Regions from separate parts of the Homo sapiens genome. Here region 1 is linked to region 2. The links are chromatin loops, found by intact Hi-C in ENCODE. Cell type or tissue: OCI-LY7. All regions are shown on one strand. Each heading gives the region's core, and the rest is flanking DNA. Links, peaks and the distances in the headings are about the cores only. Region 1 has its middle 29 kb from the start of TEX44. Region 2 overlaps ARMC9 (armadillo repeat containing 9).

What was found. A loop is a pair of places that touch in the nucleus more often than their neighbours do. Peaks named below come from ENCODE experiments on the same cell type or tissue, not always from the same donor. Only the 100,000 strongest peaks of a DNase experiment are listed, where the experiment ranks them.
Region 1: it touches region 2 in a loop (2.2-fold over the local background); 9 of 110 quality-filtered maps call a loop at or near these places.

Annotation. Positions count from the first base shown.
Region 1 is chr2:231,559,558-231,567,453 of GRCh38, reverse strand. It overlaps the pseudogene RPL21P35. Among named protein-coding and RNA genes, the nearest start is that of TEX44, 29 kb to the left of the region's middle. In OCI-LY7, for the core only: CTCF peaks have their summits at 3,708 and 3,913; a DNase peak (open chromatin) is centred at 3,883.
Region 2 is chr2:231,224,461-231,232,356 of GRCh38, reverse strand. ARMC9 (armadillo repeat containing 9) reads right to left here. Exons shown (of 25, transcript NM_001352754.2): 7 at 5,559-5,583. Among named protein-coding and RNA genes, the nearest start is that of ARMC9, 30 kb to the right of the region's middle. RefSeq lists an enhancer at 3,904-3,973. In OCI-LY7, for the core only: a CTCF peak has its summit at 4,869; DNase peaks (open chromatin) are centred at 3,916 and 4,856; H3K4me3 peaks cover 646 bases; H3K27ac peaks cover 1,185 bases.

The DNA of each region.
Region 1 (7,896 bases), core at 2,531-5,030, 340 kb before region 2:
TCAAGGTGCCAGCAGGGTTGGTTCTGGTGAGGCCTCTCCTGGCTTGCAGACGACTTCCTTCTCCCTGTGGCCTCACATGTGGCCTTTTTTTCTGAGCACGTGCACTCCTGATGTCTCTTCTTATGAGGACACCAGTCCTACTGAATTAAGGTCTCACCCTTATGACTTCATTTAACCTTAATTACCTCCTTAAAGGTCCTATCTCTAAATACAGTCGCATTGAGGGTTAAGGCTTCAATATATAAATTTGGAGGTGGGGACAAATTGTAGCCCATAGCATCTTACTTCATGGGACTGGTGTCCCCAGATACATCTGGGAAAATGCACATTTAATCACCTTGAACTCTATCCCAGGAGTATGGGATTACTGTTAGTTGGCAAGTGCCTGCCATCCATTCCTGCCTATTTGTAAGGATATCCTTGGTGGTAGAAACAGAGGAGACAGCATGTGGAAGACATACTTTTATCATCTATTTTTTTTGAGACAGGGTCTTGCTCTGTTGCCCAGGCTGGAATGCAGTGGCACCATCTTGTCTCACTGCAAACTCCACCTCCCAGGCTCAAGTGATCCTCCCCCCTCAGCCTCCCAAGTAGCTGGGACTACAGTCATGAGCCACAGTACCTGGCTAATTTTTAAATTTTTCTGTAGAGATCAGGTCTCACTATGTTGCCCAGGCTGGTCTCAGACTCCAAGCTCAAGTGATCCTCCCGTCTTGGCCTCCCAACTTGCTGGGATTATAAGGGTGAGCTGCAGCAACCCGGCCAGATACTTTTTTATAGTCCACGACATTTTGCAGCTCCTTTTTCAAAAGATAGAGTCTATTTTCTCCACTACCTGAATCAGGGCTTGGCCTTATGAGTTGCTTTTGTCAAGGGGACAGTAAGGAGCATGACACAAGCAGAGGCATAGAAAGCATTTGTGTTCATCCCTGAGAGGTCTGAGAATAAAAATAATAGGAAAAGCATTTGTGTGCTGGGGCTTGGCCTCTCTTTCTTCTTTTGGAGCCCAGCTGCCGTGTGAAGTCTGGTCTGCTTGATGAGGAGATTAACCTGGCTCTGGTTGCCCCCACCATCCCAGCCAAATGCAGACATGTGAGTGAGGCCATCTGGGACCCAGACCAACCAGCTGCAGCCCACCTGCCAGCTATGGCCACATAGTGAACCAGGTGAGACCAGCAGAAAAACTGAGGAGGAGGTAGGAGTTGACTCTGGAAGCAGGGCTCAAACACCTGACCAAATTGAGGACTAGCTAAAACAGGTTGGGGGCAGAAGCAGCTTTCCATAAGACCCTCCCACCAGCGTGCCCATGTTAGTTTACCATTGCCATGGCAACATCTGGAATTTACCATCCCTTTCCATGGCAACAAGCCAACAACCCAGAAGTTACCACCCTCATCCTAGAAATTTCTGCATAAACTTTGTTTGTTTGTTTGTTTTGAGATGCAATCTTGCTCTGTCGCCAGGCTGGAGTGCAGTGGTGTAATCTTGGCTCATTGCAACCTCTGCCTCCTGGGTTCAAGTGATTCTCCCACCTCAGCCTCCCAAGTAGCTAGGACTACAGGCGCACACCACCATGCCCAGCTAATTTTTGTATTTTTAGTAGAGATGGGGTTTCACCATGTTGGACAGGATGATGTTGATCTCTTGACCTCGTGATCTGCCCACCTCGGCCTCCCAAAGTGCTGGGATTACAGGCGTGAGCCACCATGCCCAGCCAACTGTTTTTTAATTTGCATGTAATTAAAAGTGGGTATAAATATGAGTGCAGAACAGCCTCTGAGCTGTTATTCTGGGCACCCTGTCTATGGGGCAGCCCCACTCCACTAGGAGCAGTACCTCTGCTGCTGCTGTGCACGGCTGTGTCAATAGAAGTTGCTGTTTAACACCACTGGCTTACCTTTGAATTGTTTCCTGGGCAAAGCCAAGAACCCTCTCAGGCTAAGCCCCAGTTTTTTTTTTTTTTTTTTTTTTTTTGAGACAGAGTCTTGCTCTGTCACCCAGGCTGGAGTGCAGTGGCGCCATCTTGGCTCACTGCAAGCTCTGCCTCCTGGGTTTACGCCATTCTCCTGCCTCAGCCTCCCAAGTAGCTGGGACTACAGGTGCCTGCCACCATGCCTGGCTAATTTTTTGTATTTTTAGTAGAGATGGGGTTTCACCGTGTTAGACAGGATGGTCTCGATCTCCTGACCTCGTGATCCGCCCGCCTCGGCCTCCCAAAGTGCTGGGATCACAGGCATGAGCCACCATGCCTGGCCCTAAGCCCCAATTTTGGGGCTTGCCTATCCTGCATCAGAAACACTCAGCTGAGCCCAACCCAAATATAATAATAATAATAACAATAATAATAATAATAGTAGTTGCTTTTTTTTTGAGACAGAGTCTCACTCTATCACCCAGGCTGGAGTGCAGTGGTACAACCTCAGCTCACTGCAACCTCTGCTTCCTGGGTTCAAGCGATTCTCCTGCCTCAGCCTCCCCAGTAGCTTGGATTACAGGCACCCACCACCACACTTGTCTAATTGTCTAATTTTTGTATTTTTAGTGGAGACAGTTTTCACCCTGTTGGCCAGGCTGGTCTTGAACTCCTGACCTCAAGTGATCTGCCGGCCTTGGACTCCCAAAATGCAGGGATTACAGGCGTGAGCCACAGCCCAGCCGTTGCTTTAAGTTACTCAGTTGTGAGGTGGTTTGTTACATAGTAAGGGCCAACTGATACCAAGCATCTTAGAAGAGACCTGTGACTATCATTGCTTTCTTTTTTTTCTTTTGAGATGGAGTCTTGCTCTATCACCCAGGCTGGAGTGCAGTGGTACGATCTTGGCTCACTGCAACCTCCGTCTCCCAGGTTCAAGTGATTCTCGTGCCTCAGCCTCCCTGAGTAGCTGGGATTACAGGCACCTGCTGCCATGCCTGGCTAATTTTTGTATTTTTAGTACAGATGGGATTTCGCCATGTTGGCCAGGCTGCTTTCGAACTTCTGACCTCAGGTGATCCTCCCACCTGGGCCTCCCAAAGTGCTGGGATTACAGGTGTGAGCCACCGCACCCAGCCGACTATCACTGCTTTCTATGAATGGTTTTCTCTGGCTGCTCCCATCTGCACCAAGTTAACCTTTTCAGTATTATAAAGAAACATTCTTGGATGGGCGTGGTGGCTCACACCTATAATCCCAGCACTTTGGGAGGCTGAGGCAGGCAGATCACCCGACATCGGGAGTTCGAGACCAGCCTGGACAACGTGGTGAAACCCCATCTCTACTGAAAATACAAAAATTAGCTGGGTGTGGTAGCATGCACTTGTAGTCCCAGCTACTCGGGAGGCTGAGGCAGGAGAATCTCTTGAACCGGGGAGGCGAAGGTTGCAGTGAGCCAAGATCGTGTCATTGCCCTCCAGCCTAGGAAACGAGCAAAACTACGTCTCCAAAAAAAAAAGAAAGAAACATTCGTCGTTGCCACCAGTCTTGCTATTAAAGTTTCCTAGCATTTTAAAGACATCAGCATAATGAGTATCAGGTGAAAAGTCTTAAAATTAATACCCCACAAAAATAGGATGTGAGCTTTATTAGGCCAACTCCTGAAATTACCCATATGGATTGTCTCAGAGGAAATTCAAAACATGTTTTAAATTATGGAATGTGTTTAACATGTAAAAACTGGTCTTGCTTGAATACTCTTGAATATCCCACTGGAAGGAGCTGGTGGAACACTCAGGTTTTACTTGCAAAAAATTTTCCTGAAAGAAATGGCATCATCTTCTGAAAACCAAACTGATAAGACTGTCTTGGTAGGGTTGGGCAGGGGCAAGAGAGTGGGGGTGGGTGGGAGGAGCCCTGGATATGGGGAGAAACCCAGATGTCCTCCCCAGCCAGATCCAGCTCTCTGCTGCCTCCAAGTGCTGGTTCGATGGCATCTCAGGAGAGCGCAGCCTGTGATTCTATGGGATGGCTGATCCCTCAGACTTGAGTCTGAACCCCAGACCCCAAGTGGCAAGGTGAATAGGAGGTCTGTGCTCTGTACCTCACTCCCACCCTTACCCCAAAAGCTGCCCATTCACTGTCATGCCACAAGGTGTCCGGTGACAGGAGATCAGGAATCATTAGCAACCACTGCCTCTTCCAGAGCAATTTAATTTTGGGGTCCGGTTAGCATTGTATTCAATACACAGAAGGTCATCCAAACCCCCCACTAAGTGTGAGTTCCATCTGCAGTAATTATATAACAGTTGAATTGCACTGAAATTGAACTTTTTGTTTTTGTTTTGTTTTGGTGGTCAAATACACATAAAACGTACCATTTTAAAGTGCAGAATTCAGTGGTATTAAGACCATTCACAATATTGTGCGACCATCACCACTACTTAGTCCCAGAGCTTTTTCATCACCGGATGGCAACCCATACCCATTAAGCAGCCACTGTATTTGACTTTTGACATAAGGTTACAATTCCTAGACACTTAAACATCTATTAACTTTGAAATGGCATTTTAATTTTTATATTTGGAGTCAATTAATTTTTTTTTATATGGAGATTCACTCTTGTTGCCCAGGCTGGAGTGCAGTGGTTCGATATCAGCTCATTGCAACCTCCACCTCCTGGGTTCAGTGATTCTCCCGCCTCAGCCTCCCGAGCAGCTGAGATTACAAGCACATGCCACCACATCCTGCTAATTTTTGTATTTTTAGTAGAGATGGGGTTTCACCATGTTGGCCAGGCTGGCCTTGAACTCCTGACCTCAGGTGATCCACCTGCCTCGGCCTCCCAAAGTGCTGGGATTACAGGTGTGAGCCACTGCACCCGGCCAAGAGTCAATTAATTTTTTAAAAGTCACACACATTTTCACAGGACCTTCAAAGCTGTAGGCTTAGGTCTATGCCTGGAGGGTCTGGGTCGGAGGAGGCCAGAAGAGCCCCTCTCTACTCCCACCTCCCCATCCCACCATGGGCTTCTGGGACTTGGGCCCTACTGTCTTCCCCACAGTAGCCCTGCCTCCCTACATCACACTGCCATTGGCCAGTGATTCTTCTCAATATCCCCATGCAGTATAATGATTTTTCCAAAATATGAAAGTATTACATGGCATTATAGATAAGCTGGAACGTGTAGATGAGCATAAAGGGGAATAGCCACCCTCCCCAATTCTACCCCCTTGAGAGAACCACTGTTAACATGTGGGCATGCTTTTCCCTCAATCCCTTTTTCTAGAGAAAATCGCCACTCAATTCTGGGCTTTCTGCATTTTATTTTTTAAAAAGTGCCCAAGTGCCGGGCATGGTGGCTCACGCCTGTAATCCCAGCAATTTTGCAGGCTGAGTTGGGCGGATCATCTGAGGTCAGGAGTTCGAGACCAGCCTGGCCAACATGGTGAAACCCCATCGCTACTAAAAATACAAAAATTAACTGAGTGTGGTGGTGTGTGCCTGTAATCTCAGCCACTCAGGAGGCTGAGGCAGGAGAAATGGGCAGCAGAGTGAGACTCCATCTAAAAAAAAAAAAAAAAAGCCAAAAGTAACCATTCAAATGACCATACTTCAGCCAATATATATACAAGTCATATTTGCATTTACAATATTGAGATCCTGATGTACTTTCACTTTTAAACTTTGCTTTTGTTCACTTATGAAAATGATATTTTGAGCAATTTTTATCTTTAAACAATTTTAATAGCTGTATAAACTTAAATATAAATTTAATACAGTTTAAGATATAACTTTAATAGCTGCAGGCTGGGCACAGTGGATCATGCCCGTAATCTCAACACTTTGGGAGGCCAAGGCAGGTGAATCACCTGAGGTCAAGAGTTCGAGACCAGCCTGGCCAACATGGTGAAACCCTGTCTCTACTGAAAATACAAAAATTAGCCGGGCGTGGTGGTGGGTGCCTGTAATCCCGGCTACTCGGGAGGCTAAGGCAGGAGAATCGCTTGAACCCAGGAGGCGGAGGTTGTAGTGACTCAAGATCGCGCCATTGCACTCCAGCCTGGGCAACAAGAGCAAGACTCTGTCTCAAAAAAATAAAAATATGTAATCCCAGCACTTTGGGAGGCCGAGGTGGGTAGATCACGAGGTTAGGAGATTGAGACCATCCTGGCTAACATGGTGAAACCCCGTCTCTACTAAAAACACAAAAAATTAGCCGGGTGTGGTGGCTCGCGCCTGTAATCCCAGCTACTCAAGAGGCTGAGGCAGGAGAATCCCTGGAACCCGGGAGGTGGAAGTTTCAGCGAACTGAGATGGCACCACTGCACTCCAGCCTGGGCAACAGAAAGAGACCCCATCTCAAAAAATAAAAATAAAATTAAAATATAAAAAATAAAAATAAAAATAAAAAAATAAAAAAAATTACTAGCTACATTCTCATCATATAGGCACATCATACTTTATTTAACCAATTTATCATAGGATGTTTTTTAGTCAGTTTTCACAGGGTTAAGCTGTGATAACAAACCATCCCAACATCTCAGTGGCTCACAATGATAAAGGCTTATTTCTTGCCTGTTTTTCATTTTTTAAATTTTATTTATTTTTTCAAGACAGAGTCTCACTCTGTCACCCAGGCTGGAGTGCAGTGGCGTGATTTCGCCTCACTGGAACCTCTGCCTCCTGGGTTCAAGTGATCCTCCTGCCTCAGCCTCCCAAGTAGCTGGGATTACAGGTGCCCGCTGCCACACCCGGCTCATTTTTGTATTTTTATTTTATTTATTTATTTATTTATTTTTTTATTTTTTGGAGATGGAGTCTCGCTCTGTCACTCAGGCTGGAGTGCAGAGGCATGAACTCGGCTCACTGCAAACTCCGCCTTCCAGGTTCAAGCAATTCTCCTACCTCAGCCTCCCAAGTAGCTGGGATTACAGATGTGTGCCACCATGCCCGGCTAATTTTTGTATTTCACTTGAGACGGTGTTTCACCATGTTGGCCAGGCTGGTCTCGAACTCCTGACCTCAGGTGATCCGCCTGCTTCAGCCTCCCAAAGTGCTGGGATTATAGGCGTGAGCCACTGTGCCTGGCCCATTATTATTATTATTATTATTATTATTATTATTATTATTATTATTTTTACAGTCCAGAGGTCTGTTATTTTTTTTAACACCTATTATGCCATGAATTCATAAGGAAGAGGTTCCAGCAGCTCAGGGTCCTTCCCACTGGTTCTCACAAAGTGAGCAGGCTGGCGCTTCGGTTGAACCCAGGTATCTTTCTCTGGCTTCTTTCTTTTTCTGATAATTTTCATTCATGTGTTTCAGGAAGCTATCTCGGCTCTTAGAGTGCTTAACGTGCTCAATACGCACATTAATTGTCTTGGCAAGAATGTTGCCCTGAACTTGTTTGTTTACAATGCCAACAGCATGCTGGGGAACACTGTAGACTCTTCCAGTTTTGCCATGGTGACACTTGTGGGGCATTCCTTTTTGAACAGTACCGTTCCCTTGGTGTCCACAATATCACCTTTCTTATAGATTCGCATATACATGGCCAAAGGAACAACTCCAGGTTTTCTAAAAGGCCTGGAGAACCTATATCGGGTACCTCTCCTCTTTCCCTTTGTGTTCGTAATTTTGGCGAATTACAGGAAGATGGCTACAGGAAGATGGCGGTTCTGGCCAAAAGGAGTCATTTTTGTATTTTTAGTAGAGATGGGGTTTCTCCATGTTGGCCAGGCTGGTCTCAAACTCCTGGCCTCAGGTGATCTGCCTGCCTTGGCTTCCCAAAGTGCTGGGATTACAGGCGTGAGCCCCCGCTCCAGGCCTGTTTTCTTTCTTTCTTCTTCTTTTTTTTTTTTTTTTGAGACGGAGTTTTGCTCTTATTGCCCAGGCTGGAGTGCAATGGCACTCTCTCGGCTCATCGCAACCTTCACTTCCCAGGTTCAAATGATTCTCCTGCCTCAGCCTCCCGGGTAGCT
Region 2 (7,896 bases), core at 3,589-6,088:
ACTACCTTCTGCCTCTTAGAATGTGATAAATTTGGCCAGGTGCAGTGGCTCACTCCTGTAATCCCAGCACTTTGGGAGGCCGAGGCGGGTGGATCACGAGGTCAAGAGATCAAGACCACCCTGGCCAACATAGTGAAACCCCATCTCTACAAAAAATACAAAAATTAGCCGGGCGTGGTGGCGCACACCTGTAGTCCCAGCTACTCAGGAGGCTGAGGCAGCAGAATCGCTTGAACCAGGGAGGTGGAGGTTGTAGTGAGCCGAGATTGCACCACTGCACTCCAGCCTGGTGACAGAGCAAGACTCCGTCTCAAAAAAAAAAAAAAAAAAAGGAATGTGTTAAATTCGTGCTATTATTACAGTTTTTCAGCCGGGAACAGTGGCTCACGCCTGTAATCCCAGCATTTTGGGAGGCCAAGGCAGGCAGATCACCTGAGGTCGGGAGTTCGACACAAGCCTGGCCAACACGGGGAAACCCCGTCTCTACTAAACATACAAAAATTAGCAGGGCATGGTGGCGCACTCTTGTAATCCCAGCTACTTGGGAGGCTGAGGCAGGACAATTGCTTGAACCCGGGAGCAGGAGGTTGCAGTGAGCCAAGATCACGCCACTGCACTCCATGCTGGGCGACAAAGCCAGACTTCATCTCAAAAAAAAAAAATTTTTTTTTCAGGTGGGGCATGGTGGCTCACATCTATAATCCCAGCACTTTGGGAAGCCAAGGCGATTGAATTGCTTGAAGCCAGGAGTTCGAGACCAGCCTGGCCAACGTGGTGAAATCCCGTCTCTACTAAAAGTACAAAAATTAGCTGGGCATGGTGGCATGCGCCTGTAATCCCAGCTACTCAGGTGGCCGAGGCACTAGAATCGCATGAACCCAGGAGGCAGAGGTTGCAGTGAGCCAAGATCATGCCACGGCACTCCAGCCTGGGCAACAGCGCTGTCTCAAAAAAATAAATGAATACAAATAAAGTTTTTCATATATATATAGAGAGTTCAAAATTAGATAAGTTAAAACTTTCAAAGATGAAAATTCTACAGAATACTATTCATAATCCCATATTGCAGTCGTAAGTATTGGAGAACATCTATGCAAACTTTCTCAACACGGACCAAGTGGTACATGATGAATCAAGTACCAAAACCCATTAGCTAGGCTCAATGACCTCCCAAGTCACCAATGTGAATGTCCCCAAAGCAGTCCCTCCGGACTGCACAAAGGAACCCTTCCCCCCGGAAGTTCATTCTGCAATTTACTAAACATAAGAGATTATCTGTGGAACTTTTGCCTTGGGAACCCAGAATCAGAATTTATGACAATTTCAAAGTGTGGCACATCTCCGGGATAAAAGGCCTAACTGCCTGCAGCCTATTGGAAAGAGAGAAGCAGGCAATAGGGCTGAAATGTTTGTGACCATTTTCAAATACAGTCAGCACTCCATATCCATGGGTACTGCACCTGTGGATTCAACCACCTCAGGTTGAAAATATTCGGGAAAAGAAGCACCTGTACTGAACACATACAGACTTTTTTTCATATCATTTTCATGTCGTAAACAAAATGGTATAACAACAGTATACACACCATTTACACTGTATTAGGTATAGGTAATCCAGAGATGACTTAATGTATATGGGAAGATGTGTGTAGGTTGTATGCAAACACCATGCCATTTTACATAAAGGACTTGAGCATCTGTTGATTTTAGTTATCTGTGGGGGTCCTGGAAGCAATCCTTGTAGATACTGAGGGACAACTGTATACTCCTTAGGAGGAGAGGCTGCTACCCAGAGACATCACCTTGCAGATACCTTAACTAGCTACAAACAAGACCTGTCCATGACTAGAAGCTACGTGGGTGATAGCTCAAACACATCAGCTTTATTTCAGAGCATTAAACAGGACTTTCTATTTTCCCTGTCAAAAGTTTTATGAGACAAGAACAACTAAACCAAGATGCCTTGCCATGCAAGACCTCAATTTCCTCTTCTTTTTTTTTTTGAGACGGAGTCTGGCTTTGCCACCTAGACTAGTGCAGTGGTGCGATCATAGCTCGCTGCAACTCCTGGGCTCAAACCATCCTTCCATCTCAGCCTCCTGAGTAGCTGGGACTTCAGATGTACGTCGCCACGCTCGGTTAATTTTTTTTAGTTTTTATAGCAATAGGGTCTCACTATGTTGGCCAGGCTGGTCACAAACTCCTGGCCTCAAGCTATCCTCCCACTTCAGCCTCCCACAGTGCTGGGATTACGGGCATGAGCCACCACGCCTAGTGACAAGACCTCAACTTTTAATGGAGATGTCTTATTATAACCTCCATGTTATTTTAATAAAACCATCTTAGTCATGCCAGTGAAATTTATTGAGACTCTTCATATCCAAAATTACTGACATAACAGTGATGTAAATCTCTCCCCCGCCACTCAAGCTTTCTTTTTTAACTTTTCTACTTCACTTAGGGCACTGTACTTTTTTTTAAAGGGTAAATGAGATTTTAATTGGCTGCTCAAGACAAAATGATCAACTTTTAAATATGGAATTGTTTTTCTCACCCACTATGAAAAGCTAAAATTAACCTCTCTGTCTTTATAATGATATACTCTTTCCTGTTTGTATTCAGATAAAAATTACCTCCTTGCTACTTTGCTAATCCACAGATACTGGATGAAGAAAGTTATAATGTAACTTATGAATATGAGTCATTACTTTTTAAAATACTGTTTAGGGCTCCAAACTCCAGAAAAATGATCAACTGCTCATTCTGAAAGGGTTGAATCAATTCATGCTAGAAATGCCAAAAGATACTATTTCTATATCCTTTTTAAGTGACTAGGTGAAAATAATAATCCGATGTTACTACATTGTCAACCTGTTTTTATTCCACACAGCATTTCAAACGTAATTCCTTCTGAGAGAAGTTTCTGCTGCAAGTGCCTTTCCTGTCTTCTTTAAAAGCTTCTGGTAATCTCACTTAACCGTGAAAACTTCCTATCAAGATACACAGAACAATGATATCATGCAACCACTTCACTTAAAACAATGCCTGAGTCTAGAATTAAATTAAACTGGGGGCATGTCTGTGCCTTTGGTTATTACAGCCTTAGCTGCAGGATGAGGGGACAAGGGGGTGACAAATGACTGTCATGCCTGGGCCCAAAATGCGAATCTCCAATCTCCATAGCAACACCACATTACAGAGTTCACTCCGCCACAGATGCACTTTGCTTGCCAGACTCAAATCCACAGCCATTCTGCTTGGCTTCCAGAAAACTCAGTTAAAATTGACCCTAAAGAAGGCTTAAAAACTGGTCTCCTTACTGAAATTCCAACATTAAAAACCTGTAGAGAAAGACAATTCTTTTATTTGCATTCCCCTTCCCATGTTTATTTGATCTGCAAAACTGGGCCACTTATCAGATTTACATAATGCTCCCAGAAGAAAGCTATGCTCAAAAATGCAGTGTATGCTAGGGGGACATGAGCTGCAGAAACTCAGGAACCAGAGAGAGAAGTTTCTCACCACCTTCCTGCCCCCATTGCCTGGGGGTCCAAAGGCTAGTTCAGAACAGCGACCTGGCAGATTCAACTAACAACTAAGGCAGTTCTCTAGGGTCCAGAGATGCAGGGTATGGTGGTGGTTTTAAAATGCCTGTAGTCTTTGACACACCCTCCTTCCCATCAAGAAGAGGAATGTAATTTCCTTTCTCTGAAGGTGAGGGGGCCTTAGGAATTCACTTGCAAGAAACAGAATGCAGCAGAAATGACTGACTGACTTCAGAGGCTAGGTTAGAAAAAGTGATACAGCTTCCTCCTGGCTCTCTCTGGGGACATTCACCCTTGGAAACCAGGCAACATGCCTGGAGGAAGCCCAGACCACAAGGCCACGCAGGTGTTCTCGTCAAGGGCCTCTGCTGAGACCCCACGTGACAGCCAGCACCGACCACCACTCTGCGTGTGAGTGCCTTGGAGTTGGCCCCAGGCCGCTCCGCCTGACTGCACCTGAGAGACACGCTGAGGGAGAACAGCTTAACTGAGCCCACAGCTCCCAGACCATGCAGGCTCATCATCACCATTATAAGTGAATGTCATTGTTTTGTGCCACCAAGTCGGGATGGTCTGTCAGGCAGCAATGGAACAGTGGGCTGAGGTGTATTTCCAGGAGCTGCAGGGCAAGATCCAAAGTCCCAGTCCAGTTGAAGATGCCAGCTGTGTTGGATGTGAGCAAACTGGCCCGGGACGCACCGTGGCCAGGCCTGGGCCTAGGCTAGCACTGAGAGAGCGGGCCTGCAGAGCTGAGGATGCAGGCTGGGAGTCTTCCTCCACATACTGTACTGGGGGTAGGGCAACCTTGGGGAGCTCCAAGACTCAGGGTGCTCCTGCGACCCTTGGAGCAGTCCAGGTTGATCCCATGGGGCCGTATCTGTAGCCCTGCTCCTCCATGAAGGGCCAGCAGGGCCTGTCCCCTCTGAGCGACAGAAGGGTCAGCATGGCTGGCAGAACCAGTCACACACTTAGAACAGCTGAGCTGGGGATGCTTGAGGCTACCAAGAGCAAAACCAAGCATCCGAAGCCTTCTCAAAGGCTGACGCTGCCAAAGCCATCTTGAGTGACAAACCCAAACCCAAGCTCTCCCTGAGGTTGACAAACCCCATTGCTTATCTGCCAACTCCCTGGTGAGCAAACAGCTAAATAATTTACTAATTAATGCTTCCTTTCTTTAAAAGAGTTTCACTCCCTAAAAAGAAACAGGAAAAAGCAATGGCAGGGAGTTCTGAAATCCTCTCTGGCATGACTCTGCTTTGAAAGGGCAAATGTGCTGGCGCATGGAACAAGATCTCCTGTAGTCACACTCCACCTACTGGGAACTGAGGGTTATGCCATCAATACTCACCAGAGGGATGACATGCATCACAGGCCCTTTCCAGCATCATCATTTAAGCAGCTGTCAAAACGTAGTATCAAAGGCAAAACTGAGGTACAGCGCCCCAACTGGGGCCACCAACTTCATATTAACTACACTTTTTCTCACCTTACTCAAAAGTGAACAGTTCTGGTAAAAACAATTGACCATGGAAAAATAACACTTCATGCTACAAACTGAAGACTGGAATTCCTACTTGGGAATGGAAAATGCTTGATAAGAATGGGTACTCCATATGTCTTCGAAGACCCCAGTTGACTAGTTCAAGGTAAAAGTTAAATATTAAAATAATTAAAATAAATTAAATTAAAAGAACTCTATCCTTACCCATGCTGCCCTACACCTTCTAGGGAAAATGTGCTGCTGCTGCAGTTACCTCCCTTTGGGATGTTATTGGATTCTCTTCATTTCTCCAAGGCTTAGCTACCTGACATGCAAGACGAAGCTAACAATACCAGCCCTCCCGAAAATGGGCCTCAAGGAACTGCAGGTCACTATGACTGCAAAGCCTTTCATAAATATTTAGACTCTTAAAGCCAAAATCATGAATTCTCTCCATCTTTGCACCGATCTTACTACTTCAAACCTGAACTGGCAAAGTTGTTCTTAGACAAATTTAAATCTAGATGATTTACCTTTGTTACTTTGTCCATTCTCCTTCTGGGATGAAAAAGAAGTTCAGGAAAACAGGCATTCAGGGAACGGTACTTGGGGTATCGGACATCCTGTGGCCAATGTGAGAAAGCACCTCAGCATGATGAAACAGAATTCTCGGAGCCGGGAGGGCCAGCTCCAACTGTTGCTGTAAATAGCTAAGCAACTTCTCCATACTGGCCTGACCCACTCCCATTTCAGAAGAAGGCAAGTCCTCTTCTCCCCATTTCAATTATCACTGTCTGAATTCAAGTCTTGCACTATTTCAACAGCCTCCTATCCCCTTCCTATCCCCTTCCAAAGGCCTTCCCCACTGCTACCAAGCCAACTAAAAATGCAAATCTGATTTTATACATAATTCAACTCTAACTTCAATTCAAAGCTTTATCCTAAGGAAATTGATATTGAGGTGAAAACAGCATAGCACAGTATTGCTAAGACCACAGACTCTGGAGCCAGACTGCCTGGGTTCAAATCTCAGTTCCCACACGTCTGGCTGCATGACTGAAGACAGTTACTTAACATGTTTCTTTTCCCTTAATTTGTCTTAAACTTTTCCTTAGTATTTTGGTAATAGCTTTATTCACGTACTGTATAATTCACCTATTTAAAGTGTACCTTTCAGGCCAGTGTGGTGGCTCACGCCTGTAATCCCAGCAATTTGGGAGGCTGAGGCGGGTGGATTACCTGAGATCAGGAGTTTGAGACCAGCCTGGCCAACATGGCAAAACCCTGTCTCTGCTAAAAATGCAAAAATCAGCCAGGTTTGGTAGTGGGTGCCTGTAATCCCAGTTACTTGGGAGGCTGAGGCAGGAGAATCGCTTGAACCTGGGAGGCGGAGGTTGCAGTGAGCCAAGATCACGCCATTTCACTCCAGCATGGGTGACAAGAGCAAAATTCTGACTCAATCAATCAATCAATCATCAATCAATGTGTACATTTCAATGGTTTTCAGTATTTTCAGAGTTATGCAACCATCACTACAATCAATTTTAGAACATTTTCATCATCCTCCAAAAGAAACCCTGTATTCACTGGCAGTTACTCCCATTTTCCCTGCTCTCCCCAGCCCCTGGCAACCACTAATATACTTTCTGTCTCTCCAGATTTGCCTCTTTTGGACATTTTATGAATAGAGTCATATAATACCTGGTCCCTGCCACTGGCTTCTTTCAGTTAGCATAATGCTTTCAAGGATCATTCATGTTACAGCATGAATCAGTGCTTCATTCCTTTTTATGGCTGGATGATATCAAACGATATTCCATCATTTGGATAACACCACAGTTTGTTTATCCATTCATAAGATGATAGACATTTGAGTTGTTTGCATTTTTTTGGCTATTATGAATAATGTTACTATGAACATTTGTGTACAGGTTGTTTTGTGGACATATGTATGTTTCATTTCTCTTGGGTATATAGCTAGGGTATATAGCTCTTGGGTGTACAGCCTGGACCAATTCCTGGGTCATGTGGTAACTCTACGTTTAAACCTCTGAGGGAACTTAACCTGCTTTTGAAGGCTATTTAATGATATGGGAAGATGTTCTCTTCCTTTGATAAAAATGCATAGAAATATACACACACATACATGTACCTACCTTTATTACAATTTGGGTGTATGTCTGTATTAAAAACCTTTCTGTACTTTCCAAATTTTCTATAAGGAATATAGTTGATTTTATAATCAGGAAGTAAAAAGTTATTTTTTGCAAATACAACTGTTATTCTCTTACTTAAAATGCTTCAAAGGCTCCTTATTCCTTATAGGACTTGGCATAAACCTTTATGACCTAGGCCCTGCCTAGTCTCTGAGTTTGTCTATGCCAATACTCTGCTCCAGTAATATTAAATTATTTCAGTTTCCCAGGCACTGTCTCAGTGCCTTTGCACAGGCTGTTCCCTCTACCTGTAATTCCCATCCCTCCTCTGTTTGCCTCACAGACTCCTATTTTATTGTTCAAAGCTCCAGTTTGGCTAAGAGAATTACATCTTGGCCTTTTCTTTATATCCCTAAATCCTAGAACAATATTTGACTCATAGTAGAAGCTTAATGTATTGAACTGAACTACAAGTATTTTCATGTAACAAGGAAAATATTAGAATGTTATTTATAGTTACCTGCTATATTTCAGCATATGCTTCAAAGCATGTGGAACAGGATGAAAGGTGACAAGTACTTAAAAATTCTAATGCCAACAGCTAACAGTTATCAAGCACTTACTATATACTGGACTGTTTCATACAAGTTATATGTATTAACTCAATCTTCATACTCTTCCTATAAAATAGGTACTATGATCTTTTTTTATTCTT